Regions from separate parts of the Homo sapiens genome. Here region 1 is linked to region 2. A link is an interaction called in ENCODE POLR2A ChIA-PET data of the cell type or tissue named here. Cell type or tissue: HCT116. All regions are shown on one strand. Each heading gives the region's core, and the rest is flanking DNA. Links, peaks and the distances in the headings are about the cores only. Region 1 overlaps ACBD7-DCLRE1CP1 (ACBD7-DCLRE1CP1 readthrough). Region 2 has its middle 55 kb from the start of PTER.

Region 1 (16,076 bases), core at 5,475-13,474, 1.4 Mb before region 2:
TCCCTATGATTAGTGATTTTGAACATCATTTTAGGCGCTTATTGGCCATTGCTATATCTTCTTTCGGGACACGTCTACTCGAGTCTTCTGACCATTGTTAATGGGGTGCTTTGGGTTTCTTGTTGTTTAGTTCTGGCTCTTCTTTATATATGATGGATATTAGCCTCTTTTCAGAGATATGATTTGCAAACCTTTTTCCTAATCCATGGGTTATCTTTTCACTCAGTTCACAGTGTTTGCTGATGCGCAAAAGTGTCTGTCATTTAGATGTCATCCAAGGAATCTAATTTTCTTTTGTTGCCTATGCTTTTGGTGTCATATCCCAGAAAGCACTGCCCAATCTGATGTCATGAAAGTGTGGCCAATGTTTTCTTTGAGGCATATTATTCTTTCAGCACTTGGGGTGAGGTCTTTGATCCAGTTTGTATTCATTTTTGCACCCTCTGTGACATAGGGTCCACCTTCATTCTTCTGCATGTGGAAATCAAGTTTCTCCAACACCATTTCTTGAAAAGGCTGCTTTTCCACCAATGGACTTTCTTAGCACTCATGTTAGAAATCATTTGAACATATAGGGGAGAAGTTATTTCTGGGCTCAAAAACAAACAAACAACAACAGACAACAGATAAGGATGCAGCATGGACCGGGCGCGGTTGCTCACGCCTGTAATCCCAGCACTTTGGGAGGCCGAGGCGGGCAGATCACGTGAGGTCAGGAGTTCAAGACCAGCCTCACAGACACGAAGAAACCCCCCTCTCTACTACAAATACAACATTAGCTGGGCGTGCTGGGGCATGCCTGTAATCCCAGCTGCTCGGGATATGGAGCCAGGAGAATCGCTTGAACCCAGGAGGCAGAGGTTGCGGTGAGCCAAGATTGCACCATTACACTCCAGCCTGGGCAACAAGAGTGAAACTCTGTCTCAAAACAAAACACCAAAAACAAAAAATCCAGCATGATTTCGAGAGCAGAAAGATAATAGCTGAAAATCCAGCATAATGAGAAAGTTAGGAAGCTTCTTATCAAAGCATCTGGAAATATGCAAGAAATTCCTGTGAACTAAAATTTTCATACTGTGCTGTCAAACACTAGAACTCACTTATTCCATCTTTCTGTATTTTGGGACCCAATTATCCACTTCTCTTCATTCCCCATCCCACCCCTTTTCTTCCTAGCATCTGCTAACCACCTTTATACTTTCCACCTTCCTGAGATTCCTTTTGTGTGTAGGTGTGTGATGGAGTCTCTTTCTGTTGCCCAGGTTGGAGTATACAGGCACAATCCGGGCTCACTGCAACCCCCGCCTCCTGAGTTCAAGCGCTTCTTGGGCCTCAGCCCTCCAAGTAGCTGAGACTACAGGCACGTGTCACCACGCCCAGCTAATTGTTTGTGTTTTCAGTAGAGACGGGTTTCACCATGTTGGCCAGGCAGTTCTCCAACTCCTGGCCTCAAGTGATCCGTGTGACTCGGCCTCCCACAGTGCTGGGATTACAGGCCTGAGCCACCACACCTGGCCAAGATTTTCTTTTTTGTTCCTACATAGAAGTGAGGATGTGAAATATTTGTCATTCTGTGCCTGGCTTATTTCACTTAATATACAGACCTGCAATCTCATCCATTTTGTCTGCAATGGAGACGATTTTCTTCCTTTTTAGGCTGAATAATACTTCATTGGGTGTGTATACCACAGTTCCTCAATTGAAACAAATTTCTAAAAAGCAAATATTTTTAACATGTCTCGGAATGTGAAACTTCAGGGATACCATGCCCATTTTATTCTTTTCTATTTCCCATCTTATGTATATGCAAGTGTATAACAAAGCAGCAATCCAAGTGTGTATAAATCTATAATTTCAACAAATGTAAAATGAAAATGCTAAGTGGTGGCTGGGCACGATCGCTCATGCCTGTAATCCCAGAACATTGGGAGGCGGAAGCGGGCAGATCACTTGAGGTCGGGAGTTCAAGACCAGCCTGACCAATATGGAGAAACACTGTCTCTACTAAAAATACCAAAAAAAAAAAAAAAAAAAAAAAAATTAGCCAGGCATGGTAGTGCATGCCTGTAATCCCAGCTACTTGCAAGGCTGAGACAGGAGAATCGCTTGAATAGGGGAGGCAGAGGTTGCAGTGAGCCGAGATCGTGCCATTGCACTCCAGCCTGGGCAACAAGAATGAAACTCTGCCTCAAAAAGAAAAAAAGAAAAAAAAAGAAAAAGAAAAAAATGGAAAATGCTAAATGGTAAGAAACAACAGCATAATAAACATTTGTATGGTGTTGATGGACAATGCATTTGAAGATAATATTTGAAGAAATCATATTACAATTAACTTCTGCTCTTACTCATTGGAGCTTGATGCCTCTAAAAACTTCGTCATTGGAACCACCTCTGGTGCTTTAAAAAAAAAAAAAATCCACATACTCACACAGGTGCAGGGAAATCAGAATCTCAGGTATTGAGACCCAGGCCTCATCATCTGTAAGCTCCCCAGGTGATTTGACTCAAAGCCAAGATTGAGGAACGGCGACATGGATCTCTACACATAACCTGCCTAAATAGATTCTCTAGAAGCAGTTTATAAAGAAATTCCACATGAACTCTGGAAGAGGATATGAATTTGATGTACAGTATGTCCTCACTTAATATCTTTGAAAGTCTCTTGGAAACTTCACCTTTAAGCAAAATTAGGTATAGTGAAACCACTTATTCCTCACCAACATTATAACTACACAACTTTGAACGCACCAATTGTGTTGGAAGACTTGCTGTACATTGTTTCCATCAAGTCAATTTTCAGGGAATTCCAAAATGAAGTGAGGACTTCATGTATATAAAAAGATGGTTGTGATTCCACCTGGATGACAGGGTTATTGCTCAGAAACTAAAGGAGGCCGCCTAGGTATAGAGGATTCTGTCATGAGGTTTCTGCTAAACAAAGGAGCCCAGAATACTCACCCATTCCAGTTAAAGGCATAACGAAGAAAACAATATTCACATAGGAAATGCGGAAAGGAATAAAAGCCATCAAGCCACAAAAATAATGTGACTAAGGGGCAGCATTTGCAGATGTAGGGATTTAATGTGGTTGCCCTTTCTCACCCACACAAAAAAAGGATGGAACAGATCATGAGATTCCACTCTTCTGCTGCGCAGCCTCCACAGGGTGTTTTGAATGTCCCTGTTTCTCAGGCTGTAGATGAAAGGGTTCAGCATGGGGGTGACCACAGCGTACATCACTGACGCCACCACACCATTCCTGGGGGGTGGTGCCACAGCTGAAGTCAGGTACATGCCAATGCCTGTTCCATCAAATAAGCAAACAACTGCTAGGTGAGAGCCACAGGTGGTGAAGGCTTTATACTTCCCATCTGACGATGAAATCCTTAGAATGGAGGGGACAATTTTATAGTAAGACAAAAGGATCCTTGAAATGGGAAGAAAACCAAACATAGTACTATCAAAATATATGAATATGCTATTGATGATGCTGTCAGAACAGGCAAGGTAGAGAAGTTGAGATGGCTCACAGACAAAATTAGAGATTTCCACATTCTTGGAGAAGGTGAATTGTCACACAATCCAACTGTGCAGCTGGGAATCCAACAGGCTAAGGAAAAAGGACACCAAAACGAAGAAGACACAGAGGTGAGGATTTATGATGACTGGGTAGTAAAGAGGGCGACAGATGGCTACAAATCTGTCATAGGCCATCACAGTCAGGAACATGTCTTCTATACATGCAAAAAGGACCAAGAAAGACATCTGTGTCAGGCAGCCCGCATGAGAGATGACTCTGCTATGAGACTGCATGTCCACAGTCATCTTGGGAACTATGGCCAAGGTGAAACCGATGTCAGCCCAGCACAGGTTGGAGAGGAAGAAGTACATGGGGGTGTGGAGGGGGGAGTCAGAGCTGACAGCCAGGGTGCTGAGCAGGTTCCTCAGCACCGTGACCAGATACATGGACAGGGACAGCCCAGCGAGGACCGGCTGCAGTTCTGGATCCTCTGAGAGTCCCAGGAGGAGGAATTCTCAGATACCTGTGAGATTCTGTGGCTCTGTGTGACTTGGACACCTTGGGAAGAAAAGAGGATTGGAAAAAGAAAAGATAAAAACCAGCCCTTAATGCTGTGTGTATATTTTGGATGCAAGCAAATGAAAAGGAACATTTTCACACTTGCGGACCGTACACTGCCAGCGATGTTTCTCAGTTGTGACAAATCCAAAAATCTCAGAATTATTACATGATTTACTTTTTTGCTATTGAACTCTTTCTGTACATACTACTTTAGAGAAAATCCACTAGAGAATGTTAGGAGACCAAAACGTCATATATAACAAATCCGTGATCTCAGTAAAATACGGCCTACTCTTTTCAGAAAAAATACAATGCAATGAAAATGTCCTTCTCTCTTGAAGAAAAAGATCTCAGTCTAATTGAAAGAAATTAAGAAGCTGTGAAATACACTCTGTTTTATTCTGACACCGTGCTACAAATTCCTTTGATGTAGAATATGTAAAAGGACGATACAAGAGCTAGGACCACATTATCTAAAAACGAAATCGAAACTTAGAGTTCTTAATCGGAACACCTTTTCACATGCCAGTTACTTTTCATATTTATTATCATCCTGAGGTTTTCTGACATCATTTCTTCAAAAAAGTACATGCACACTCAAATATGGGAGCTGTGTTTCCAAATGAATTGAATATATAACTCTTGGCCGAGTGCCATGGATCACACCTGTAATCCCAGCACTTTGGGCGGCCAAGGCTGATGGATCACCTGAGGTCAGGAGTTCCAGACCAGCCTGGCCAAGGTGGTGAAACCCCGTCTCCAGTGAAAATAAAAAAAAAAAAATTAGCTGGGCGTGGTGGGGGGTAACCCTAGCTACTCGGGAGGCTGAAGCAGGAGAATCCCTTAGAACCTGGAAGGCAGAGATTGGACACCCTGTGATAGGATTTTTGATATCCTAGGGAGATATTGCTCCTGACAGCAGAGTGGGCGTACACCCTGTGATATTATTTGTAATATCCTAGAAAGATATTGCTCCTAATATCACAGTGACTGTACACCCTGTGATATTAATAGTAATATCCTACAGAGATATTACTCTGAATAATTCAGTGGGTGTACACCCTGTGATATTATTCATAATATATTACAGAGATATGACTCCTGATATCACAGTGAGTGTACACCATGTTTGTACACCCTGTGATCTTATTTGTAACAACTTTGAAAAATATTACAGCTAATATCAAAGTGGGCATACACTCTGCAATGTTATTTGTTATCCACTAGGTAGAAATTACTCCTAATATCACAGTGAGTGTACACCATGTGTGTACAGACTGTGAAATTATTCATAATACCCTAGGAAGATATTACTCCTAATATCACAGTGGGTGTATACCCTTTGATATTATTTGTAATCACCTAGGGAGATACGATTCCTAATATTACAGTGGGTGTACACTCCGTGATGTTATTTGTAATGTCCTAGGAAGATATTACTCCTAATATCAAAGTGGATGTACACCATGAGTGTACACTCTGTGATATAATTCATATTATCCCAGAGAGATATTTCTCCTAATATCACAGTGGGTGTACACTCTGTGATATTCTTTGTACTATCCTAGAGAGATATTGCTCCCAGTATCACAGTGGGTGTACACCCTGTGATATTATTCATAATCTCCTAGAGAGATATTACCTCTAATATCACAGTTTCTCTACACCCTGTGGTATTATTCATCATATCCCAGGGAGATATTATCCCTAACATCACAGTGCGTGTACACCATGGGTGGACACCCTGTGATGTTATTGGTAATATCCTAGGGGGATATTACACTTAATGTCACAGCGGGTGTTCACCATGTGTGCACGCACTGAGATGTTACTTGTAATATCCTGGGGAGAAATTACACCTAGCGTTACAGTGGGGGTACACCATGTGTTTCTATTCTGTGATGCTATTCGTAATATCTTAGAAAGTTATTAGTCCTAGTGCCACAGTGGGTGTATACCATGTGTGTCCACTCTGCGATGTTATTCGTATTATCCTAGGGAGATAGTTCTCATAACATCACTGTGGGTGTACCTCATGTATGTACTCCCTGTGGTCTTATTGGTTATGCCCTGGGTTGATATTACACCTAATATCACCATGGGTGCACACCATAGGTGTACATTCTGTGATGTTACTCATAATATCCTAGGGAGATATCACTCCTGATGTCATAGTGGGTTTACAGCCCTGTGATATTCTTGGTAGTATCCTTGGGACATATTACTCCTGTTATCACAGTGGGTATACACCCTGTGATAGTATTTGTAATATCCTAGGGAGATATCACTGTATACCCTGTGGTATTATTTGTGACATTTGAGGGAGCTATTTCTCCTAAAGTCAGAGTGGGTGTACACCCTGTAATATTCTTCCTAATATCACAGTGGCTGTACACCATGAGTGATATGTTTTTCTAATATCCAGTGAGGGAGAGGATGATACTGCTTCCAATATCACGGAAGGTGTACACCCCCTTGTGATATTGTTCCGAATATCCAGGGAAGGAGAGGATGACATTATTCCCAATATCACTGGGGGTGTACCACCTCCCACAGGGATATTGTTCTTAATATCTGTAGTGGAGAGAATGATGTTACTCCCAATATCCCAGGGGGTGTAAACCACCCCTGTTTGTAAACAGGGGTGTATCACCCCTGTGATATTGTTCCAAATGGCCTGTGAAAGAGTCAATATGACTCCCATTATCGCAGGGGGTGTTCAGCCCTGATGATATTGTTTTCTAACATCCAGGGAAGGAGAGTATGCTATTACTCCCAATATTGCAGGGGTTGTACACCTTTTTGTGTTATTGGGCCCAATATCCAGGAAAATAGAGGATGAGAGTACTCCCAATATGGAAATAATTGTACAGCACCCCTGTGATATTCTTCCTCATATCCAGAAAGGAAATGAATGATATTACTTCCAACAGTGTAGGAAATGTATACCCGTGCTGTGATATCTTTCCCAATATCCAGTTGGGGAGAGGATCATATTACTTCCAATATCGCAGGGTGTGTACACCCCCTCTGTGATCTCGTTGCTAACATCCAGGTTTGGGGAGGATGACATTACTGCCAATATCGCAGGAGGAGTCCACCCTGCCCCTGTGTCCTTCTTACTCATTTCCCAGGTGGAGAGGATGATGTTCCTCCCAATATCGCAGGGGGTGTACACACCCCTGTGAAAATCTTCCTCATCTCCAGAGGAAGAGGGGATGATATTACTCCCAGTACCGCAGGGCGTTTACACAGCCCTGTGATACTCTTCCTAATATCCACAGGGAGAGAGGATGATATTACTCCCAATATCGCAGGGGGCGTACACAACCCTGTGAGATTGTTCCTAACATCCAGAGTGAAAGAGGATGATATGACTCGCAATATCGCAGGGTGTGTACACCCCTCCTGTCCTATTGTTCTGAATACCCTGGGAGGGAGAGGATAAGGTGACATTGAATATCGCAGGGAATGTGTACCCTCCCCCTCTGATACCCTTCCTAGTATCCAGGGGAAGAGAGGAAAATTTTACTCCCAATATCGCAGAGGCAGTACAACCCACCTGTGATGTTGTTCCCAATACGCAAGGTTGGACAGGATGATACTACTCCGAATATCGCAGGGGTGTTCACATCCCCCGTGACATTTTCCTTAATATCTAGGGGAGAGACAATTATATGACAGCAAAGGTCGCAGGGTCTGTACATCCCTTCCTGATATTGTTCCTAATATCCAAGGGGGAAGAGGATGATATCGAATATGAAAAGGAGTGTACAACCCCCACCCCTAAGATATTGTTCTTAATATTCTTGAGGGGAGACGATGATATAACTCCAAATATCGCAGGGGTTGTTCACACCCCCCGTGATATTCTTTCCAATATCCTGGGTGGGAGAAAATCATATTACTTCCAATATTGTAGGTAGTGTATTCCCCACCTGAAATACTGCACTGAATATCCAAAGAGGGAGAGGATGGTATTCATACCAATATCGAAGTGTGTGTGCACGCCCCTTGTGATACGGTTTTTAATATCCAGTGGGCGGGAGGATGATATTCATCCTAATGTCACAGAGGGTGTACACTACCCTTGTGATACTGTCCCTAAGTTCCAGATGGGAGAGGATGAGGTCACTCCCAATATCTCAGAAGTTGTACATCCCCCGTGATACTTACTGTTCATCATATCCAGGGAAGCACAGGATGACATTCCATTGAATTTCGCGACAGGCGTACACGCACAGTGTGATATTGTTCCTAATATCCAAGAAGGGAGGAGATGATATTACTCCCAATAAAGCAGTGGTTGTACATTACCCGTGTGTTATTGTCTCTAATATCTGGGGCCGGGGGAGCGGGGAAGAGGATAACATTCCCTCAAATTTAGCAGGTGGTTTGACGCCCCTCGTGGTGGTGTTTTACATATCCAGAGGGGAAGACAATAGTACTATTTTTGATAGTCCAATTCATCCGCTCCACCTTTCCAGAACTCTGAGGCTGGGAGGCGGCATGCAGTTTCCGTGTGATCCCCAATACCTTTGCTGTCTTCTGTAGCAAGTCAGCTACAAATGCAGGCCCGTTATCTGAGCCGATCCGGAAGGGCAGTCCCAATCTAGGAATCAGACCTCGAAGAAGCACACGGGTTTCTTCACGAGGTTTCCCAGTTCGTGTTGGATAAGCCTCCACCCACCCAGAGTAGGTACGCCCAAGAACAAGTAAATACTTGTTACCTCCACACTTTGGCATCTCTGTGAAGTCTACCTGGAGATCTTCAAAGGGGACTGCTCCATAAGCTTGTACACTGGGCTGAACGGCTGGACCTTGCCTCGCATTAGGCTGTAGGCAGGTGACACACCACTGCCTCACCGTTTTGGCAAGAGCTGACAAATGTGAGATGTAGAAATACCAGCCTAACAACTTTTCAAGTGACTCCTGACATAGATGGGTGCCAGTACAACTGCAGTTCCTCACAGCTGTGGCACAGCTACGCTCCCATCTGGTAACTGACTCCATCCTTCCTCCATCACTTGTCCTTCCCTCTACCTGGAGAAAGTCCTTTTATTCTTTAGAATAAGCAGGTCCAAGATCAGGTGCTTGAGGGAGCAGAGGGGCTATGACTGATGCCCGGAAGGGGACAGATGCTGCTTTTGCAGCCTCTGAGTCAGCGCGGGAATTCCCCAAGCCCACCAAGGTGGAAGCTCGCTGGTGTCCTCTGCAATGCATAACTGCCACCTTGTGGGGTTTCCATACTGCTTCTAATAAATGCAAGATTTCTGGTTGTTATTTTCTGCCTTTTCCCCCAGAGTTCAATAGGCCCTTTTCCTTCTATCACGCTCCATGCACTTGAAGGGTTAAAAAGACATACCGAGAATCAGTGTAAATGTTGACAGTCTCACCCTCACTGAGTTCTAAGGCCTGAATGAAAGCAATGAGTTCAGCTTTCTGGGTGAAGTGGCCTGGGGCATCGATCTGGCTTCAACAACAGTGTCCAGGGTTACCACTGCATACCCTGCACCTCTCTCTCCTTGCGGGATGATGAAGCTGCTCCCGTCCACCTATAGTTCCCAGTCTACTGATGCCCAAGGCTGGACCCGGAGGTCAGGTCTGCTAGAGTCAACCGAGTCCAACATTTCTACACAATCATGCTTGACAGGGCTCTCTGATAGTGGGAGCAAGGTTGCAGGGTGTAGGATGTTACAAACTTCAATGGTTATATGGGGATTTTCACTTTGGTACTTGGTGAGTCTCGCATTCGTTAGCCAATCATGTCCTTTAGTATTCATTAAAGTCACCACAGCATGGGGGGCCTTTTCTGTTCAGGTTCTACCCAAGAGTCAGCTTATTTGCTTCTTGTACTAGCAGGGCAGTTGCTGCCAAGGCCCTCAAACATGGGGGCCATCCTTTAGAGACCCCGTCTACTTGTTTAGAGACGTAGGCCACCAGCCTCGGCCAGGGCCCCACAGTTTGGGTTCAAAGTCCGGCTGCCATCTTTTCTCTCTCTGACACATACGATGTAAAAGGCTTTGTCAGATCAGGTAGCCCCAGGGCTGGGGCTGACATAAGTTTCTCCTTTAACTCGTGAAAGACTTGCTGTTGTTGGGATCCCCATTCAAAAGGTTCCCGGTCCCCGCCTCCTTTGTGACCTCAAACAAAGGCTTAGCTAATACTGCAAAGTTTGGGATCCACAGTCTACAAAACCTCACAGCTCCTAAGAATTCTCTCACCTGCCTTCTGCTCTTAGGCTCTGCTAGATGGCAAATGACCTGCTTTGTTTCTGATACGAGGCTGCATTCCCCCTGTCAGATAGTATATCCCAAGGAACATACCTGCTGTCAGCAGATCTGAGCTTTTTTCTTGGACACCTTATACCCACAGTCCTCCAGGTGTGGGCGTAGGGCAATCCGTTCCCTTGGTGCACCCGACTGCCGTGGGGTGTCCCAGCCAAAGCTCATCAACCTACCAGAGCAACACGCAGCCTAGGTCTCTGGTGGGAAACTTTTGGAGGTCTCGAGCCACTCACACATGTACCTTGGGGTGCCACCATGCATGGATCTGAGTGTTGCGGTCTGTTGTGAGATGATGAAGGATCTCAGGCATGTTCCTAAACATGTCTAGCTTATTGACATGAATCTAAGGAAAATAATATGTACGGGCAAATTATTTGAACTGTATTTCCTATAAATTGTTCAAGGTTAATTACTCAGGGCAAAACACCCAGTTAGTGAATTCACCCTCTCTTCTTTCTTGAAAAGCAGTTTTTGGCTATTTCAGTGCACTCTGGTATCCTGCCAGCATGTCAACAGGCACAAGGCTGACTGGTCAGGATCGCTGCCATCACTGACGGAAGCGAAAAATTACAGAGACTCGGCTCAGGGATGTCATTTAATGATGTTAATATTGTCCTTCAGTCCTTCAAGGGAAATTCAATTAATGTTCTTGTACACCTACTGTGTGTCGAGCTTTATTCTAAATGCGAGGAATAAAGCAGTAATCCACACAGACAAAAACAATCAAGAATCATCTACCCTCGGCCAGGCGCCATGGCTCATGCCTGTAATTCCAGCACTTTGGGAGGCGGAGGCCAGTGGATCACTTGAGGTCAGGAGTTCGAGACCAGCCTGACAAACATGCTGAAGCCCCATCTCTACTAAAAATACAAAAATTAGCCAGGTGTGGTGGCTCAGGCCTGTAATCTGAGCTACTTCAGAGGCTGAGGCAAGAGAATCACTTGAACCCAGGAGGCGGAGGTTGCAGTGAACCGAGACCATGCCACTGCTGCACTCCAGCCTGGGTGACAGAGCAAGACAGTCTCAAAAATAAAATAAAATAAAATAAAAAATCAAGAATCATCTTTAAGGCATATACATGACATGCAACAGAGGAGCATGTACTGCAAAAAATCCACTCCCATATCTCCTTGTTCAAATTTATTTTCAATGCTGGTCACAATCGCTAAATTTATTTCATGACCCAAAGTTTGGGAAAAATACTTTGTCTATGGGGCATTTCACTGAAGGCTCTTGTAAGCCATTTGGGCTTCTGTCAATTTTCTCCCAGGAGGATGTGACTGAACTAAGATGATATATTCCTTCAGAGGGCCCGCGAACCTCTGCTGCAGACACGTCTTGATAGGGTGCTTCCATCTGTCCCTGTTTGCAGTTATTTAGCAGGCAAGGAGGGGGAGGAAAGGTGAGCTGGGAGGATGGAAGGGAGCAAGAGAAAAGAATGAATATGCTGGGAGCACTGGCTCACGCCTATAATCCCAGCACTTTGGGAGGCCGAGGCAGGCAGATAGCTTGAGGTCAGGAGTTCAAGATTAGCCTGGCCAACATGGTGAAACCTTGTCTCTAATAAAAATACAAAAATTAGCCGGGCATGGTGGCTCACACCTGTAATCCCAGCTACTCAGGAGGCTGAGGCAGGAGAATTGCTTGAACCCGGGAGGTGGAGGCTGCAGTGAGCCGAGATCGCATCACTGCACTCCAGCCTGGGTGACATAGCAAGACTCCCTCTCAAAAAAAGAAAAAAAAAAAAAAAAAAAAAGAATGAACAGTCACCATACCTGGACTCCTAATTCTTCACTAAGGTTGGTGAACAAATATTCATAGCCATAAGCCGCTTTGCAGTTCAGCCACACAACATGGTACAGGCTCTGAGTGATCCAGCTTTGAACCAGCTCTAAGACTCCACATAAACACTCCTCCTAGACAGGATTTTAAAGAGACATTTAACAGGTGGAGAGCCGCACATAGCCTTTTCCTTCCCAACAGTCCCAGGTACTCACACCTACGGGGACAGTTAGGATATGACCTGTCACCCTACAAACTTCCTACTAAAAACACGGGCACACCCAGATGATAACCCTTTTCCTCCAGGCAGACTTACCTGACTTGGAATTTGGTAAAATCTTGGATCACACAACATAGTATCTAAATATACACTTTGGATGTCTTTGAAAAGAAGAAAAAAATTGATGTTAGCCATCCAATGTGATATAAATTATGTGTAACTTTTTTTGTTTTTTGAGATGGAGTTTCGCTCTGTTGCCCAGGCTGAAGTGCAATGTCTGCTCACTGCCACCTCCTCCATCTCCCGGGTTCAAGCAATTCTCCTGCCTCAGCCTCCCAAGTATCTGGGATCACGGGTGTGCATCACCACTCCTTGCTAATTTTTGTATTTTTTAGTAGAGACAGGGTTTCACCATGTTGACCAGTCTGGTCTCGAACTCCTGGCCTCAAATGATCCACCCACCTCGGCCTCCCAAACTGCTGGGATTACTGGCATGAGCCACCACACCTGTTTATGGCCAGAACAATATTGTTCTGTTTATGGCCAGAACAATAATACTTTATTCAGTCATACACATAAGAACTGTACAAGGGGCCAGGCACAGTGGCTCATGCCTGTAATCTCAGCAATTTGAGAGGCCAGGGCTGGCAGATCACCTGAGGTCAGGAGTTCAAGACCAGCCTGGCCAACATGGCAAAACCCCATCTCTACTAAAAATACAAAATTAGTTGAGTGTGGTGGCACACACCTGTTATCCCAGCTACTTGGGAGGCTGAGGCAGGAGAATCACTTGAACTCTGGAGGCAGAGGTTGCAGTGAGCCAAGATTACATCACTGCCCTCCAGCCTGGGCGACAGAGCAACACTCCGTTTCACAAAACAAACAAACAAACAAAAAACCACCTATACGAGGCCCAGTACCTGCCCCCGGAGTGCAAAAGCTCCATTCTAGCAGCTTCTCCTTGCACCAATCTGAAGTCCCCTGTGTACAAGATAGTTCCATTATTGCCCTGAAATAAAAACCTGAAAAAGAAATATATCCCAGTGACTTCTGAGTCTCATATAAAATCCCAAATAAAGCAAATACATGTGAGCTGCATAGTAAATGCTTCCTGCAAATATATCCATTAAAATACAATGGTAATGGAATCCCACAGTAATTTGAACCACACCAGGCACTCAGCTGTTACCTCTTCCCTCGGGTAGAAAATAACAGAATGGAGATGCTACCCAATTTCTAATAGATGTTCCTTGTGATATGTTAGCACTTTCAATTATATGTTGAGATCATTCTTGCTCATGGAGAGAGAAATACAAGTGATGATAAAATACAAGGTCGCTGGGGAAACAGCTGCTGAAGACTTCCATTTATTTATTTATTTATTTATTTATTTATTTATTTATTTATTTTTATTTTGAGACAAGAGTCTTGCTCTGTCCCCCAGGCTGGAATGCGGTGGTGCAATCTTGGCTCACTGTAACCTCCGCCACCTGGGATCAAGCAATTCTCTGCCTCAGCCTCCCCAGTAGCTGGGACTACAGGAGTGTGCCACCAAGATAAGTGAAAACCGATGGCCACAAAAAATGTGTGCCTGACTGTTCACAGCAGCATTCTTTTTTTTTTTTTTTTGGGAGACGGAGTCTGGCTCTGTCGCCTACTCTGGAGTGCAGTGGTGCGATCAAGATTCCTGGGTTCAAGCCATTCTCCTACCTCAGCCTCCCAAATAGCTGGGACTACAGGCGGGCACTGCCACGCCCAGCTGGCACAGCGGCATTCTTCATACTAGCCAAAAGGTGGAACCAGTTCAAATGTCTATCAACTGATGCACGAATCAGGAAAATGTGGTCTAGCCATACAATGAAATATTATTTGGCCATAAAAAGAAGTGACACGTGCTGCAACATGGATGATCCTTGAAAACATCCTCAGTGAAAGAAGCCGGATATGAAATGAGCACATGTTGTATGATTCCACTCATAGGAAATATCCGGAATAGGTGAACCCATGGAGACAGAGAGTCCAATACAGTAGTGGTTGCCGGGGGTTGGGGAAGGAGAGAATAGGGAGGCATTGCGATCGCTAAAGGCTTCTTCCCTTGGGGTGCTGAAAATATTCTGAAATTGATTGTGGTGATGGATACACAAGTGTGTGACTTGATTTCTATGTCAATAAAGCTATTTACTTTTTTTTTTTTTTTTGAGACGGAGTCTCACTCTGTCGCCCAGGCTGGAGTGCAATGGCGTGATCTTGGCTCACTGCAACCTCTGCCTCCTGGGTTCAAGCAATTCTCCTGCCCCAGCCTCCCCAGCTGGGATTACAGGCGCCTGCCATCACGCCTGGCTAATTTTTTGTATTTTTAGTAGAGATGGGGTTTCACCATGTTCGCCAGGCTAGTCTTGAACTCTTGACCTCAAGTGATACGTCTGCCTCGGCCTCCCAAAGTGCTGGGATTACAGGTGAGAGCCACCAAGCCCGGCCACTATTTAACAATTTTTAAAGCCTTAGCCAGGTGCGGTGGCTCACGCCTGTAATTCCAGCACTTTGGGAGGCTGAGGTGAGTGAACCCCTTGAGGTCAGGAGTTAGAGACCAGTCTGGCCAACATGGTGAAACCCTGTGTCTACTAAAAATACAAAAATTAGCCAGGCGTGGTGGTGGGCACCTGTAATCCCAGCTACTCAGGAGGCTGAGGCAAGAGAATCGCTTGAACCCAGGAGGTGGAGATTGCAGTGAACCAAGATCGCCCTACTGCACTCCAGCCTGGGCGACACAGTGAGGCTCAGTCTCAAAAAAAAAAAAAAAAAGATTAAAGCCTGGATGAGGCCTGGTCCCGATACACACTGCACATCATACTGTTCGGCAAGGGCAAGACCTGCGGGCACTACTGCCTCTCCAGCCATCAGTAAGTGGGGAGAGCTCTGCACACACCAGGTCACTGCTCAGTGACAGTGACTCCTCATGGAAGTCTCCATTCATTCTGGAGGACCCTTTCGAATGGGTCTCCCCCTGGTTGGAGCTGGATAAACAATGCACAAAAGTCATGGCACACAGGAAGAAACATAAAAAATCAAAGTGGAGGCAAGACTGCTCAAAAGTCAGCCTGCTGTCAGCCCCCAGCTCAGGGAATGCCTTTCACCAATATCCCTGATGTGACAAGGCCACACACTATCACACTATTCCCCGGAAAAGCAGTTGGCAGAGTCCAGGATGGCATTTACAAAGGTTCACCTATTTTTTTTTTTCCTTTTTAATTCTCCCTAAACTGGCTCTGTAGTCCTCCCTCAGGATAATTTGATGGGAAGAATACTTCAACTTCAACTGTCTGATCTCCAAAGAAGAAACATCTGAAAAGGTCAGTTTCTGTTCAGATCACATTCAAACAACACAAGACACCCTCACAGTTAAACATGGCAAAGCAGTGTGCTATAATCAAGCTACAAAACCAATATTAACCAAAATAGGAAAAGGTTAAAAAAACGGGGGGTGTATGTCTATAGTCCTACTTATTAAAACCATACATTCACAAAAGTACTACTCAAAATTTAATGATGAAAAATAAATTTTTCCACTTGGCAGTGCCCCTTTTCTGAATAAGGGTTCAGAAAAAAAGTACAATATCCATGAATTTGCTGCAAAAATATTAATCACCATTTTAAATTCTGAATATTATAAAACTCAGTAAATGTGACAATAACATCAGGTAGTAAT
Region 2 (16,076 bases), core at 3,174-11,173:
GACAGAAGCGTGAATGCGGAGAGGCAAGTAGAACATAAAGAGTGTAACTTCCAGCTCCTTCCATCCTCTCACTGCCCCCCAGTTTTTATTTGGTAGATAAAGAGTGGGCTTAGGAATTTGAATCTTTTTTATTTTCTTTTTTTTTTTTTTTTTTTTTTGGTGGAGACAAGGTTTCCCTATGTTGCCCAGGCTGGTCTCAAACTCCTGGCCTCAAGCAATCCTCCTTTCTCAGTCTCCCAAAGTGCTGGGATTACACATGTGAGCCACAGCACACTGCCAGGAATTTAAATCTTTAAATGCTATATAGGTCAAGTCCAAAAGAGCTTAAGGAAAAAAAAGAGAGTAAAACAAAAGTGATATGGGTGATCCTGATGACAAGTGCATGTCCTTGGATCACTTCACAAAACTTCTGCTCTGAGTTGATCATCAGCACTTAAAATGTGTAATATGTCTACCTGGACACCAAGTCTCATGAGTGTCTAATCTTCATTATACTTACTGTAGATTCCATTCGCCTAAGAATAGAAAAAGGCATTGAGTATTTATAAATCATGCTTTCTGGGTGTCTGATGGAATCAATACTGCAGGCAAAGGCACTTCATTGACTGTTGGACACTTAGAAAATTAAAGTATTGTATCTGGAACACATGGAAAGATAAAAGCAGGCTCTTTCCTCTCTAGGAGTTAAGGAGCTTACAACTGAGGTCTTTATCCTTGAAGCCTCCAGTAAGGAAGCCCCGAAGGTCACAAGAAACATGAGAAATCATCAATGTCAAGCTACTCAAGTGTTCAACAGATAAGATGACAGAATCATCGGATAGTCACAGGCAGGGACATTTTCCCATAAATACAGCAGCTGTTAGGAAAAGAGATCAGTTTTGCTCAAAGCCACACTTTATCTTTTAGAGGCGGGTCTCAAAATAACTACAAGAGTGACAGACATTCGTGTTCAGGTTCTAGGGAGAAAAGTTCAAGACTTTTCCCCAGAGGTAAGTCACATGGCCCTCACGTAAAACTATCCACATTAATTTCACTCACAGTCAAGTGAGAAAAATTCAGTAAACTTTAACATCAGCACAGACGCAATCCCATTTTTACAAATGTGTGTTTTCATAGTATAAAAAGCTGTGTGTTTTTAAATACTTACAAGGAAAAAATAGAACTGAGTTGGTAAGTTCTGTAAAGAACGAACTTTGAATGTATTTTAATCCCAAATTCACATAATAACAGTATGATGCATACCTCATATGATAAGACTGTTACTAACTCATCTAGAGTGCTTCCATTTTCATGTAAATACCCAAGTAGGTACATAATATTTTTGTAGAGAAAGAGTACATAAATATGTTCATCGCTAAAATGACATAAAATCTAAGCACAATTTTAGTAAAAATGACACCTCTAAAATGTCTCTAAGTTTCCCCACAGTAAGACATCAACCCCACTTTTTTTTTTAAAGAAGAGTGGTTATTATAAATTCCACCCTCTAATTCCTTTTTGTTTTCTTGATCAGTATTTGATGCAATTCTACTACCAGAGTGTCTGTTTTTATAGACAAGGACTATGAGAGACACAGCAACTTCTTGAGTCAAGGAACTTTGAATATGGAACCACAATTAACCAAACAGAAATACATGGGTCAATTTCTGCGAGGTCAGTACAACGTAATTTCTGCCATGTTTCTATAAAATCTTCTCTAGAATTCAGTAGGGAAATGAGAGTAACTGTCTCCCTTTAGATGCTCCACTCTGCCTCATTCTAGACCTGCTGCTAACATCTGGGGAATAGAAGGTTAAGTTGACAAATGTAGACAGATATAATATTTGTTTAAATATTTTCACATTAAAAATCCAGCCAAAAATCTACAAAATTATTTATTGTTCCCCCGCCTTCACAAATATATCTTAATAAAAAACAGTATATTAAGCTATGAATTTTATGTGACTAAAAGTCAGTAAAACAGAAGGTGGCTGAATTTAATTATTTTTGTATATGTCCAAATATTTTGTCAATGCACCAGTGATGATTAGATGAGTAATAACATAATGATATATACTTCATAAATTAGAGTTTCATAGTTTCTTTGCCTTTCCACAAAAATCAATAATTATGCTATTATAATGAAGATATTTACATAATTTTTGCTCAATTATCAATCATCACCTAAAGAATTTTTAAATTTTTTAATTGTGTCCAAAACTTGAGCATATTTTATCTAAAAGGAAAATTAATATAAATGCAAAAAATCAAATATTTGTATGTTCTTTTAAAAAAGGTGTTTTCTTCTATAATAGAGATTAATTAAAATCAAGGGAAAATACACATTATAATTAATGTATATGACAAGTTTAATTAACTAAATTTAAATAGTTTTTGAAAATTTAATTCAATCTCATTAAGTATACTCATAAAAATGAAACTACTTGTAATTCTAGACTTCAGTGTTCACTTAATTGCCATTGTAAAGAATTTATATCTGCTTTATACTCCTAAGCCTACATATATGTAGAAACTTTTTTTTTTTTTTTTTTTTTTTTTGAGTCAGGATCTCACTCTGTTACCCAGGATGGATTGTAGTGGTGTGATCATAGATCACCGCAGCCTCAACCTCCTAGGCTCAAGGGATCCTCCCACCCCGACCTCAGCCTGAGTAGCTGGGACTACAGGCATGTGCCACCATACCCAGTTAATTTTTTATTTTTTAGCGACAGTCTTGCTGTGTTGCCCAAGCTAGAGTGCAGTGGCATTATCTCAACTCACTGCAACCTCCACCTCCTGGGTTCAAGCCACTCTCCTGCCTCAGCCTCACAAGTAGCTGGAATTACAGGCACACACCATCAAACCAGGCTAATTTTATTTATTTCTGGAGAGCCGAGGTCTCACTTTGTTGTCCAGGCTGGTATTGAACTCCTGGGCTCAAGCGATCAGCCCACCTCGGCCTCCCAAAGTGCTGGGATTACAGGTGTGAGCCACCGCTCCCGTACTATATGTAGAAACTGAAGAATGACATGACTCATTTAATGCAACAAAATGCTCCTCTGCAAATACCCGCCTGTCTTGTAAATTCCATACTGCTTAGTACCTCTAGAACCATGAGTGGGGAAAGGAAGGAAAACTAAAAACTAACCTCTTGGTTCTACTGAGGTTCAGTTTTTAGCTTTGAGTTCTCAGTTTTTAGGTTCTACTTGCTATACAAGAATCTATTGGGTGTATACCATTTGAGAGGAAAACTTTGGTAACTTAATTCTTTTGTCTTCCCATTAATTAGGTACATCCACTATTCAAAGCCCAGTCCCATTGGCCGGGCATGGTGGCTCACACCTGCAATCCCAGCACTTTGGGAGGCCAACATGGGTGGATCATGAGGTCAGGAGTTCAAGACCAGCCTGGCCTACATGGTGAAACCCTGTCTCTACTAAAAATACAAAAATTGGCTGGGCATGGTGGCACGCGCCTGTAATCCCAGCTACTCAGGAGGCTAAGGCAGGAAAATAGCTTGAACCCAGGAGGTGGAAGTTGCAGTGAGCTGAGATCGCACCATTGCACTCCAGCCTGGACAACAGAGCAAGCCCCCGTCTCAAAAAAAAAAAAAAAAAAAAAAAAACCCACAAAGCCCAGTCCAAGTCCCCAGATCCCTCTCCAACCCAGCCCTCCCAAGCAGCAACCAGCTGCAGAGTCAGCAAACTCACAAATCTCATAGGCAATCCTTGAGGGCAATCAAGTGCAGCCCCCTTTTGTTTCAAGGTGAAGCAGCAAGAAATGTGGCCGGGCGTGGTGGCTCATGCCTGTAATCCCAGCACTTTGGGAGGCCAAGGAGGGTGGATTGCCTGAGCTCAGGAGTTCAAGGCCAGCCTGGCCACCATGGTGAAACCCTGTCTCTGCTAAAAATACAAAATTAGCTGGGCGTGGTGGTGCATGCCTGTAATCCCAGCTACTTGGGAGGCTGAGGCAGGAGAATTGCTTGAACCTGGGAGGCAGAGGTTGCAGTAAGCCACGATCACACCACTGCATTCCAGCCTGGGTGACAGATCAAGACTCTGTCTTAAAAAAAAAAAAAAAAAAGTGGGTAAAGTTTGCTGGGGCCTGAAGGGCGTGTGTTAGCCATCACTGCAGTTGTTTATGATTGTGGATGTAGCCTTGGGGATTCTGAGTACCTACATTTATTTGTGGCATAGATTTGTGATAATTTTCTCTCAAGTTCACGGTCGGGCTTAGATCAGAGAACCTCGCCCCACTACCCCACCAACAAAAATGTTTAAACTGATGTAACTAAATCCACAACTTATCTTTGTCTGAACAGGTAAGAGACTGGAGAAACGTGGGAAATGGGTGAAAGGAGAGACAAGAGGAAGTGATGGAGCCTGCGGCCAACTGGAAAGGCTGGGTCCACCTGAAGGCATTCAAACCTAGAAACAGGCAGATTGTAATGGCTCACACCTGTAATCCCGTGACTTTGGGACGCCAAGGCAGGAGGATCACTTGAGCCCCAGAGTTCAACACCAGCCTGGAAAACAAAGTGAGACCCACCACCCCACCCCATCTATATTTAAAAAAAAATAGAAATAAATAAAAATCTTAAAACGGGGATTTTAGGCCGGGTGTGGTGATTCACGCCTGTAATCCCAGCACTTTCGGAGGCCGAGGCAGGTGGATCATCTGAGGTAGGGAGTTCGAGACCAGCCTGGCTAACATGACAAAACCCCTTTTCTACTAAAAATAAAAAACTAGCCGGGTGTGGTGGCAGGCACATGTAATCCCAGCTACTCAGAAGCTGAGGTGGGACAATCGCTTGAACCCATTAGGCAGAGGTTGCAGTGAGCCGAGATCAAGCCATTGCACTCCAGCCTGGGCAACAAGAGCAAAACTCCATCTCAAAAAAAAAAAAAATTGGGGGGGTAGATTTTTAGTTAGTTGTCCTCTAGTATTGAGGCTAAATAGAAAGGAATTTTAAATGTTCTCACCATAAAGAAGTGATAAATATTTGAGGTGATGGATATGCTAATTAGCCTGATTTGCTCATTCCACAATGCATACATGTATGGAAACATCCCATTGTACCTGGTAAGTATATATAATCCTCGTTTGTCAATTAAAACCAAAACAAAAAAAGACTTAGGTTCAATTTCACCCAGAGTAGACGAAAATGGTGATTCCTTTACATCTCAGGCCTTAGTTGTATCATTACATTTTTTTCTTAAGCATGGGAGTATCTTGAGTCATATCTTTCACCCATAGTGAGCATCTTTTTTTTTTTTACATGGTCTGGCTCTGTTGCCCAGGCTACAGTAGAGTGCAGCGTTGTGATCTCAGCTCACTGCAGCCTCAACCTCCCAGGCTCAAGCGGTCCTCCCACCTCAACCTCCTCAGTAACTGGGACTATGTGACTACAGGCATGCACCATCACACTCAGCTAATATTTGTATTTTTAGTAGAGACTGGGTTTCGCCATGTTGCCCAGGCTGGTCTCAAACTCATGACCTCAAGAGATTGCCTGCCTTGGCCTCCCAAAGTGCTGGAATTACAGGCGTGAGCCACCGCGCCTGACCCTCTAGTGAGCATTCTAAAGAAAAAGCTTTTTTCTAGTTTTTAAACATGAAAGCATAAAGTGAATAAGCAAACTTTAAAAAATAAAATATTTAGTCCATGCTGTGCAGCACGCAGCTAAGCACTCTGCTCCTGTGTTCCTCAGAAAGACCCTAGGAAGGTAGCCAGGCGGCATCATCATCACCACCTCCGTTACACACGTGAGCACAACTCAGAGCAGCGCACCCACCTGCCCCAAGTCTCACAGCCAGTTAGAGCTTGGCCTAGACTTCAGATCAGGTCTGCTAGTTTCAGAACTCCTTGTCCTTATCGTTCCCTTTTTTGCTTGTTGGATATACCTGTGCCTGCTGTTTTGGTTCAAACAGCTTTCCTCCATTAACTTCATTTGTAAGTCAACTTTTTTCCTTTTTCTTTTTTTTTTCTTTTTTTGAGATAGGGTCTGGCTCTGTTACCCAGGCTGGAGTGCAGTGCAATCATAGCTCAATGTAGCTTTGAACTCCCAGGCTCAAATGATCCTCCTTCCTCAGCCTAGAACTACAGGCATGCACCACCACCACCACGCCCAGCTATTTTTTTCAATTTTGTTCAGAGATGGGGTCTCACTGTGTTGCCCAGGCTGGTCTCAACCATTCCTGGGCTCAAGCAATCCCCCCAGTACAGCCTCCAAAAGTGCTGGGATTACAGGTGTGACCCACTGCACCTGGCCCTATCTCAACTCTTAACCCATTCCAATTATTCTTTTAAAATTTTTAATTCAGATACAATGTTTAAGCCTATTAAAAATAAATACAGCCTTGTCTGATATATACTTCTTTAAAAAAATGAAATTTTTCTATAACATTTTAAGCATATTTCGATAGAAATTAATGAGGAATTTAAACAGATATAAACATTTTTTCAGAGAACTTATAACATTAGTTCATATCTCATAAGATCAAAGAAAGACTTGGAAGATTAATGGAATTAACTTTAAAAAGTGATGAAATTTTCATAAGGTGGAGAGTCTCATAAGATATAAAACAAACTTAAATACAATTTAATGAATTTTGAAAGTGAAATTTTAGAGCCATCTGAAACTACCCTTAGTCCATCAAGTTCTTTGGCAAAGAAATAGATGTGTTAAAGAAACCTTACTAAACTTACCTATTAAAAGGCTTCTTTTAATAAGGAACCTTATTTTAAAAGAGTGCAAAGGTTCAAAACAACTGTAAGCTAATGTTTATGTCCATTTTTTGGACTTGTACATGACTTTCTGCACCTTGGCTCCACCAGTGGTTTTAACCTAGCCCAAATGGTTGACCTTTATTTGAAAAGTACACAATCATCTACAGAAGTTCTTGATTCAGAGATGACTCATTGATGACTGCTGTTCATGAGCACTGACCGGTACAGATGGACACCTGCTTTATGATTAACCTTTGTCATGGTCTCAGTTGACGTGGAGACTGAGAAAATGATTAATGAGTCAAGCATTTGTTTTCTCCTTTGCTTCTTATAGTGTCTGCACCAAGGGAGAATGCTATCACAACCAGAATGTAGACAAATGATGAACGGATGTTGCTGAGTTATGACAACAACATTTTGCAGGAACTACTGAAGCTATGGGAAAATGAATATGAAACAGAAATTAAGTTTTAGAAAGAAAAAGAATCAAAAATAAAAGAAAGAGGAGGCCAGGCATGGTGGCTCACACCTGTAATCCCAGCACTTTGGGAGGCTGAGGTGGGCAGATCACCTGATGTCAGCAGTTTGAGACCAGCCTGACCAACAGGGTGAAACACCGTCTCTACCAAAAATACAAAATTAGCCCAGAGTGGTGGCACATGCCTGTAATCCCAGCTACTCAGGAGGCTGAAACCGGAGAATCCCTTGAACCTGGGAAGGCAGAGGTTGCAGTGAGTCAAGACCAGGCCACTGCACTCCAGCCTGGACAACAAGAATGAAACTCCATCTCAAAAAAAGAAGGAAAATGCAGAAAAAAAAAAAAAAAAAAAAAAAGCTTGACCTTTAAGAGAAAGAATAAAACTTCACCGACAAACAAATTCAGAAAAGTTGCTAGACAACAAAGCAATAGTAATAAAATCTACAATCCAAATAGTTTTGAGGCCATCAGCTAAAATTAAGGAATTTTCAATCATATTTTGAGCAGCTGTGATTTGCTTAACCAAATCTCATGAATCATCACCATCATCTTCTGGAAGCATCTACTAAATGTCCATTAAGCGTGACTGTTTAGGTCCTGTTTATTTGGTGTATATGTGCATTTGCAGTGATTACATGTTCTTAGTTTTTACCTAGCACATTACTTTGTTACACATTTAGTGCATAATACTTTGCTAGTTTTGTTAGGCTGACAAAGATCATCAGTTATAGGAATATAGAAGAGGAAAACTTTATCAGAAATGGTCTAAAACATGTTGCTTAGTAGCTGTTCAAATGAATACATCTTGATAACATAAATTAAGACATAGATTATCAAGATGGCATCAAGGAAAGGGGCCGCTGAGTTTAACTTGCTCCCTGTAAAGGGAATGGTCAGCTTTACTCTCATCTCTTGAGGGGGGCTGCAGGGAAAACTAGCGGATGTAACAGCATCTAGTGATAGGTGGAAGAGAAACAGCTCAGTGTTCTGGGGGAGAAGAAGTCTCCAAGCAGGGTCTCAGCCAACTTAATAACACCCTGTGGGCTGGGTGCAATGGCTCACAACTTTAATCCCAGCACTTTGGGAGGACAAGGCAGGAGGATCACTTGAGTCCAAATGTTCAAGACTATCCTGGGCAAAATAGTGAGACTCCTGTCTCCACAAAATATTTAAAAATTAGCCAGGCTTGGTGGGATGCACCTGTAGTCCGAGCTACGAGCAGGCTGAGGTGGGAGGATCACTTGAGTCCAGGAGGTTGAGACTTCAGTGAGCCGTGTTCACACCACTGTACTTCCCGCCTGGGAGACAGATCAAGACCCTGTTTCTTAATAAATAACACCTTGTATGTGTGCATCTGAGATAAATAGAAACCACGGGCTGAGGTACAGGAAGGTATAAAGGAAGGTGAAGTGTGGAGAGCCTTGAATAGAAATGGTATTAAGGTGACTGTGGAAACCTGCATGGTAGGGAGAGGCTTTGGTAGTGGATTAGAATATTCCAGAATGGGATGCTCTTCTTCTCTGCTGACATTCTTATTTGCTAGGCATGGAAATCCCAGTGGAAAAAGAGAGTTTGAACATAGGAATTAGCATAGCTGGAACTCTGTAAGACTAGTCCAATATACATTGAAGTTAGAAAATCTGAACAGCCAAGAATAGCAAGCAAAGCCAATGCAAGCCTGTAACCATAAAGTGCATTCAATTTAAGCCAGATGACTTTAATATTAGTCTTGCCTCCCTCCTCTAATCGACTGTATGACCACTCAGGGCAAGTCGCCTTGATGACTTTTACTTGAGGGCCTACAGACACAGCATAGAACAGCATGCACCAAATTGTAGCGATATTAACAAATTGGTCATGCCTATGAATCCACATAACTCTCATTAATGGCTTAGGTAGCCATCCTAAAATCACTGTTTGAAGACTTCAGAAGGAGCTCACAGAGGACTGCGGTGCTCAACCCCACAATGGAGTTCCCAGTATCAGAACAAGGTTGATTGAACAATGTCTGCAAAGACAGAGATGAGGTTCCTAAGGTCCAGAAAGCTGCCCATGAGTGGTTAGTTGGTCTATGGCAAAATCTCAGCAAGAACTGGGAAGAAAGGGAATGTGGTCTCCAGCCGAGCTGATGTCTAGTAATTTGTCTCTAAGAAGCAACAATTACTTTTCAGGTGTCCTAGCAATGAAGTCCTAAATGCATGCTGTATTCTAAAAATTTCCCAACTATTTGTTATCTGCAAATCCATTACTTGCAAATAGGTCCTCGCTTTTGGCCCTAAAACACTGAGATTCACCTCCTTCCTGTTAAATATCTAAAAAAGAACAGTGGAGCGGAATATGACTAACCCATCAGTCAGTTCACTTCTGTGACTATTTCCCCGGACCCTTTGTCCCCTCTCAGTCAGCATTAACTATACAGTCCAATTAAACCTCGCACCGGCCGTCCACAGGGATTCTTTTCATAGAAAAATGCAATTCTCTCCAAGATTCTCAGCATTACCTAATGGCCTACATAGAATCAGTGTGATGGTCTCTAGCTGGTTCCCAGGGGACAAATTGATCACCATGGCAATCATCACAGACTCTCGCCCTGTGGAGGGGCAAGGTAAAATTCACAGAGCCGTGGAGGAAGCAGATCTGATTATCTCAGAAGGGTTACCTCCTTCGAGTAGGCTGCAGCTGTCCATTAGGCTGCTCCTACACACACGCGCGGAGCCCGTGCCAAAACGTGGAACGAGGCATATGGTTAGAAACCGAGTGGGGAAGGCATGCCAACTGCTGATGCGCCCAGCTGGCTGCCTCTGCTTCATTGGTCCGAGTGAGCACTCTGCAAATAAGACCTGCTCAGACCCTGGAAAGGGTCCTGACAGATATCCGAAGAATTGCAGCTGGGTTGAAATCAGTGAACCACTAGCAACACAGTCTGAGAAAAATCGAGGAAGCATGATCCTACGAAAATGATGAAAAGAAAGCAATAGAAACCTAAACAACACTACTATCATTATGAATTGTTAGATTTGACAGTAATTCTGCCGAGACTATATTAAGGGACAAACTCTTTATTTTTTTCTGCTATATTGACCCTAAGTAAATTGGTGACTTTTGTTTGAGACATCCTCTGAAAAGATGAAAATATAAAGGGGGCTGGGCACAGTGGCTCACACCTGTAATCCCAGCACTTTGGGAGGCCTAGGTGGGTGATCACTTGAGGTCAGGAGTTCAAGACCAGCCTGGTCAACATGGTGAAACCCCGTCTCTACTAAAAATACAAATATTAGCTGGGCATGGTGGCACATGCTGGTGTTCCCAGCTACTGGAGAGGCTGAGGCAGGAGAATTGCTTGAACCTGGGAGGAGGAGGTTACAGTAAGCCAAGATCGTGCCACTGCACTCCAGCCTGGCGACAGAGCTAGACTCTGTCTCCAAAAAAGAAAAGGAAATATAAACGGGGAAATCTGTAAGAGAAAATATACCTCTATCGTGTAATTTTTATAATACAATGTATATGTCCAGTGTGCCAAAAAGAGACCAAAATTATAGTTTCTTACTATGGTGTGAAATTGGCATGTTCTCACTGAATAAGGCTGGAATAAAATTGTTCCAGGCAGAAGTTAAGGTTTGCATTCCCATTATTACCTATTGTATGGCCCAGACATACTATTCTTTATTACTTTGTGTATTCAAAGACCTTCAAAGTTTGCATTCACAACGATTACTTTCCTTTTGTGTCAAGAATAATCTAGGAACAGTTCTCTACAGATGATCAAGGCAGAGAAATATTTTCTAAGCCCTCAAGGAAACTTCCCACCTTTGTAAGGTCAGAGGTTGACATATAGCCCTATATGTCAGACTTGGGCTAACAATCACATCATTTCTCAGAGGGGCTCAACGCAGTCAGCTCTGAGTAGAGAGATGGTCCCTTACAGGACTTTAATGAGCTTGCTGCAAATCCGCACTGAACCCAAGCAGGGTCTGATTTCACAATTAGAAATTGGGATTGTCTGTTCTCTTAGTCTTCTGTCACATTTTTGTACCGTGTGTTAATAGGTCCTTCAAATTCTTTTTAACTAACCCCTTAAATAGACTGCAATTAAAAAATGTCAGTGATGCAATACCATATAGGATAAATCATATTTCATATCTGAAAATGAGACTCATTTTTTTTCTTTTGCAGAAAACCACTATCTTGGGTTAAATTAACTTTTGTTAAAATACATGTGGATTTGACATGGTGTTTTGTAGAAATTTTGTCTTAAAACAAATAGCAGCCTCTTCCCTGCTGTGATAGTATAGATTTGACCTATTTACTTAATCTGAGTCTCAGTCCCCTCAGTCATTGGCGAAATTGAGATGTGTGTGTCTATCCCAAAGTTTCACATTGAGGATTATATGCTTAGCACACAATAATCTCTCAAAAAATATGAGTTACTTATCTCTCCCTTCCCTCCCATTCACAAGCAATCTTTTTATCAAGACTTTGTGTTAAATATTCTTAAATAACAAAATTCTATTTTAGTTCTAATTGCTATTTCATCAAAACAAAATGCAAAAGAAAAGAATAGTGTTTAAACCCTTGGACCTGGCCAAGCAAGGTAGCTCACGCCTGTAATGTCAGCACTTTGGAAGGCCAACGCGGGAGGATTCCTTGAGCCCAGGCATTCGAAACCAACCTAGGCAGCATAGTGAGACCTCCTCTCTACAAGAAAAAGCAAAAAAGTTAGCTGGCCAGGCGCCGTGGCTCACGACTATAATCCCAGCACTTTGGGAGGCTGAAGTGGGTGGATCACTTGAGGTCAGGAGTTTCAGACCAGCCTGGGCAACATGGTGAAACCCCATCTCTACTAAAAACACAAAAATTAGCCGGGCATGGTGGTGAGCACCAGTAGTCCCAGCCACTTGGGAGGCTGAGGCAGGAGAATCACTTGAACCCGGAAGGTGGAGGTTGCAGTGAGCCAAGATTGTGCCACTGCACTCTAGCCTGGGCGACAGAGCAAGACCGTCTCAAAAAAAAAAAAATTAGCCAGGCCTGATAGCACAAGTCTGTAGTGCCAGCTACTCAGGAGGCTGAAGTGGGAGAATCGCCTGAGCCCAAGAGGTTGAAGCTGCAGTGAGCCAAGATTGCACCACTGTACTCCAGCCTGGCATAGAGCAAGAAAAGAAAAGAAATAAACTCTTGGACCCGTAATTTAGTGAATCCTTTGGAAATTGATTAGAGAGACTGAGACAGAACACACTCATCTACATACCTCCTTGCAGATATATTTCTCATTCAAATCAACTCAATGTCCTTTTTCACTTTAAATCTTCTCGTTCGTTCTTGTCCTCAAATCAGGATGTGCAGGGAAGTCGTAAAACAAGATGACACCAAAACCAAGAGCAGCAGGCAACCACGGAAGCATTTCACTGGAAGAGGCCCATTGTTACTTGTCAGGGCAGCAGGGGTGTAACCTTTGGAGTGAGGCACACCTGGCTTCAATTCCCACTTCTACCATATTCAACTGCATGATACCCGGCAAGGTGTTCAAGCTTGCTGAGTCAGTTTTGCTAATTGCACCACAGGTTTTACGCCGCTGCCTCTTAGCATTGGTCAAAGACCCAGGGGGCTTTGCAGTGATGCTAATGAAACTTAATCACCAGGACTGCGCACTTACGTGGGTCTCTTCCAAGGCCCTGTACCTCATCCTGTATTTGTCCTTTTCTTTTCTTTTCTTTTCCTTTTTTTTTTTTTTTTTTTTTTTTTGCAGGGGGAAGGTATTTGTTTTTGAGACAGGGACTCTATTGCCCAGACTGGAGTGCAATGGCCATGGCTTACTGCAGCCTCGATCCTTCTACATCAGCCTCCCAAGTAGCTGGGATCACAGGCATGTGCCACCATGCTCAGCTAATTTTTGTATTTTTTTTTTGTAAAGACGGGGTTTCACCGTGTTGCCTAGGCTGGTGTCAAACTCCTGGGCTCAAGCAATTCACCCATGCTGGGTTCCCAAAGTGCTGGGATTACAGGTATGAGTCGCCACACCTGGGCTTTGTCCGTGTTCTTAAACCAAGCTTCCCAAATCGTACAAACTTCAGGCCCTACAAATCCCAGATGTGCCCTTGTATGATGATTAAAAAGGATAATAAATGTAAGGTAACTGGCCAGTAGTCATTGTCCAATAAGTGATATTATTGTCACCAGATTCACAGGCTATAAGTTTGGATCTGTCCCTGGGTAAATGTAGAGAAGGCAACCACATAATGGCATTGCTTACAGGTTATACAAAATTTAACCCATCCTCTAATATGCCACACCTGAGCCTGCTGAGATGCCTGGCCCAATCTCTACCAACACTTGTAGTTTATGCCGTTAATTATACACAGCCGGGCGCCGTAGCTCACGCCTGTAATCCCAGCACTTTGGGAGGTGGAAGTGGGTGGACACGAGGTCAGGAGTTGAGACCAGTCTGGCCATCATAGCAAAACCCCGTCTCTACTAAAAATACAAAAAAAAAAAAAAAAAAATTAGGCAGGCGTGGTGGCAGGTGCCTGTAATCCCAGCTACTCGGAAAGCTGAGGCAGGAGAATCACTTGAACCTGGGAGGTGTAGGTTGCAATGAGCCGAGATCATGCCATTGCACTCCAGCCTGGGTGACAAGAGCAAGACTCCATCTCAAAAAAATTAAAAAAAAAAAAAAAAAGAAGCCTTAATTATACACATGTAACCTCATTTAGGTGTATTAGGAAGGTAGGCTGCAAATGAACAGATCACAGGATGGGCCAACTTAAATGTGGAGAAAGAATTGTAAAAGCGAAGAGCAGAAACATGGGCTGAGCACAGTGGCTCATGCCTGTGATCCCAATATTTTGGGAGACCAAGGTGGGAGAAGCACTTGAGCCCAGGAGTTCAAGACTAGCCTGGGCAACATAGTGAGATTCCCGTCTCTACAAAAACTTTTAAAATTAGCCTGCATGGTGGTGAGCATCTGTGGTCCCAGCTACAAGGGAGGCTGAGAAGGGAGGATCCCTTGAGCCCAGGTGTTCAAGGCTGCAGTGAGCTAGGATCATGCCACTGTACTCCAACCTGGGTGAGAGAGAGAGATCCCGTCTCAAAAAAACAAACAAACAAAAAAAAAACCACACACACACAATAGCATTTGCAAGGGTTGGGGGAGTCTCATCATGGAGAGCAGGGTGGACATTGGGGGGCTAGAGAGCAAGAGCCAAGTGTGAAGCACTGCATGGCTCAGTGTGGCTGTTTGTCCACATGCGGTCTATCATCCAACTGCATCAGAACTGAACAGGGCCCAATCCTCCCATAGACTTGAAGTTTGAAAAACTTACATTTGTCTTATTTGAGTTCCTTTTTTTTTTTTTTTTGAGACAGAGTCTTGCTCTTGTTGCCCAGGATAGAGTGCAGTGGCGCCATCTCGGCTCACTGCAAGCTCCGCCTCCTGGGTTCACGCCATTCTCCTGCCTCAGCCTCCCGAGTAGCTGGGACTACAGGCGCCCGCCACCAAACCCGGCTAATTTTTTGTATTTTCAGTAGAGACGGGGTTTCACCGTGTTAGCCTGGATGGTCTTGATCTCCTGACCTCGTGATCTGCCCGCCTCGGCCTCCCAAAGTCCTGGGATTACAGGCGTGAGCCACAGCGCCCGGCCTAATTTGAGTTCCTGTCTTAGAAACTGACCAGGCCTCCCTGATGGTATCAGGAAACTGAGGCTTTCCAGATCACAGCACCCAGATAATGAGATGCAACTGCTGGCTGTTGGCCAATTTGTCTTCCCTACCCCTCCTGTTTTCCTTCCCCACTATATGAACCCCTGCCTGTAGTCAGAGGGGTTGCAGAGTAGAGAGGGTCTTAAGGTTTCACCTCCCGTGTCCCTCCAACTAATGTCACCCATAGAAAAGCCTTTCTTCCTGGTAAGTCTCCTTGTCTCAGCAATTGGCTTTCTGTGTGGTGAGCAACCAAACCTAGAATGAACCGCTGGCATTCAGCAACAGAACCACCTAAGGAACCTCGATGAAAACACAAACCGCCCGGGCCTACCATGGCCCACGGACTCAGGACTTCGGAGGTGGAGTTCAGGATTCTGCTTTTTAAACAAGCTCTCCACCAACTGATTTTGAATTCCATTTAGTTTAAGAGCCCCTGCTTATGGATTGAACCTGAAATAAAGAACTGATCAAATAGTTTTCAGGATTCCATATATATTCCAGTTGGCTCAGAAAAAGTCCATTTTTTTATTTTTTTTTGAGAGAGAGTCTCACTTTGTCACCCAGGCTAGAGTGCAGTGGCATGATCTTGGCTCACTGCAGCCTCAACCTGCTGGGACTGCAGGGGCATGCCACCATGCCCAGCTAATTTTTTTGTGTTTTTTGTAGAGATGTGGTTTCATCATGTTGAGCAGGCTGGTCTCGCACTCCTGAGCTCAGGTGATCAGGCCTCCCAAAGTGCTAGGATCACAGAAGTGACCCACCACACGTGGCCAGAAGTCCAATTTTCTACTGAGAGTTCGACCCTTCACCTCTCTTCCATAGTAAGGGGCAAGTGTCTGGCTTGTATATTTTCTTCCCTTCCTTCCTTGCTTACTTCCTTCCTTTCCTCTTTAAGCTCTGTTGGACTTCATCCTTTCTTTTACTTTTTTTTCTTTTTTTTCTTTTTTTTTTTTTTTTTTGTGAGACAGAGTCTTGCTGTGTCACCAGGCTGGAGTGCAGTGGTGTGATCTGGGCTCACTGCAACCTCCGTCTCCTGGGGTCAAACAATTCTCCTGCCTGAGTCTCCCGAGTAGCTAGGATTACACGTGTGCGCCAGCATGCCCAGCTAATTTTTGTATTTTTAGAAGAGACGGGGCTTCACCACCTTGGCCAGGCTGGTCTTGAACTCCTGGCCTCAAGTGATCTGCCCACCTTGGCC

What was found. Peaks named below come from ENCODE experiments on the same cell type or tissue, not always from the same donor. Only the 100,000 strongest peaks of a DNase experiment are listed, where the experiment ranks them.
Region 1: POLR2A ChIA-PET joins it to region 2 with 6 read pairs; 1 of 35 experiments calls an interaction of 5 or more read pairs at or near these places.

Annotation. Positions count from the first base shown.
Region 1 is chr10:15,004,761-15,020,836 of GRCh38, forward strand. ACBD7-DCLRE1CP1 (ACBD7-DCLRE1CP1 readthrough) reads right to left here. Exons shown (of 8, transcript NR_144471.1): 5 at 13,291-13,392; 6 at 12,467-12,531; 7 at 12,144-12,284; 8 at 10,312-10,711. It also overlaps the pseudogene OR7E115P and the pseudogene DCLRE1CP1. Among named protein-coding and RNA genes, the nearest start is that of OLAH, 31 kb to the right of the region's middle. RefSeq lists an enhancer at 9,149-9,208. In HCT116, for the core only: no CTCF peak of the experiment used is centred there; a DNase peak (open chromatin) is centred at 8,911.
Region 2 is chr10:16,374,372-16,390,447 of GRCh38, forward strand. No RefSeq gene overlaps it. Among named protein-coding and RNA genes, the nearest start is that of PTER, 55 kb to the right of the region's middle. In HCT116, for the core only: no CTCF peak of the experiment used is centred there; a DNase peak (open chromatin) is centred at 6,940; H3K27me3 peaks cover 3,803 bases.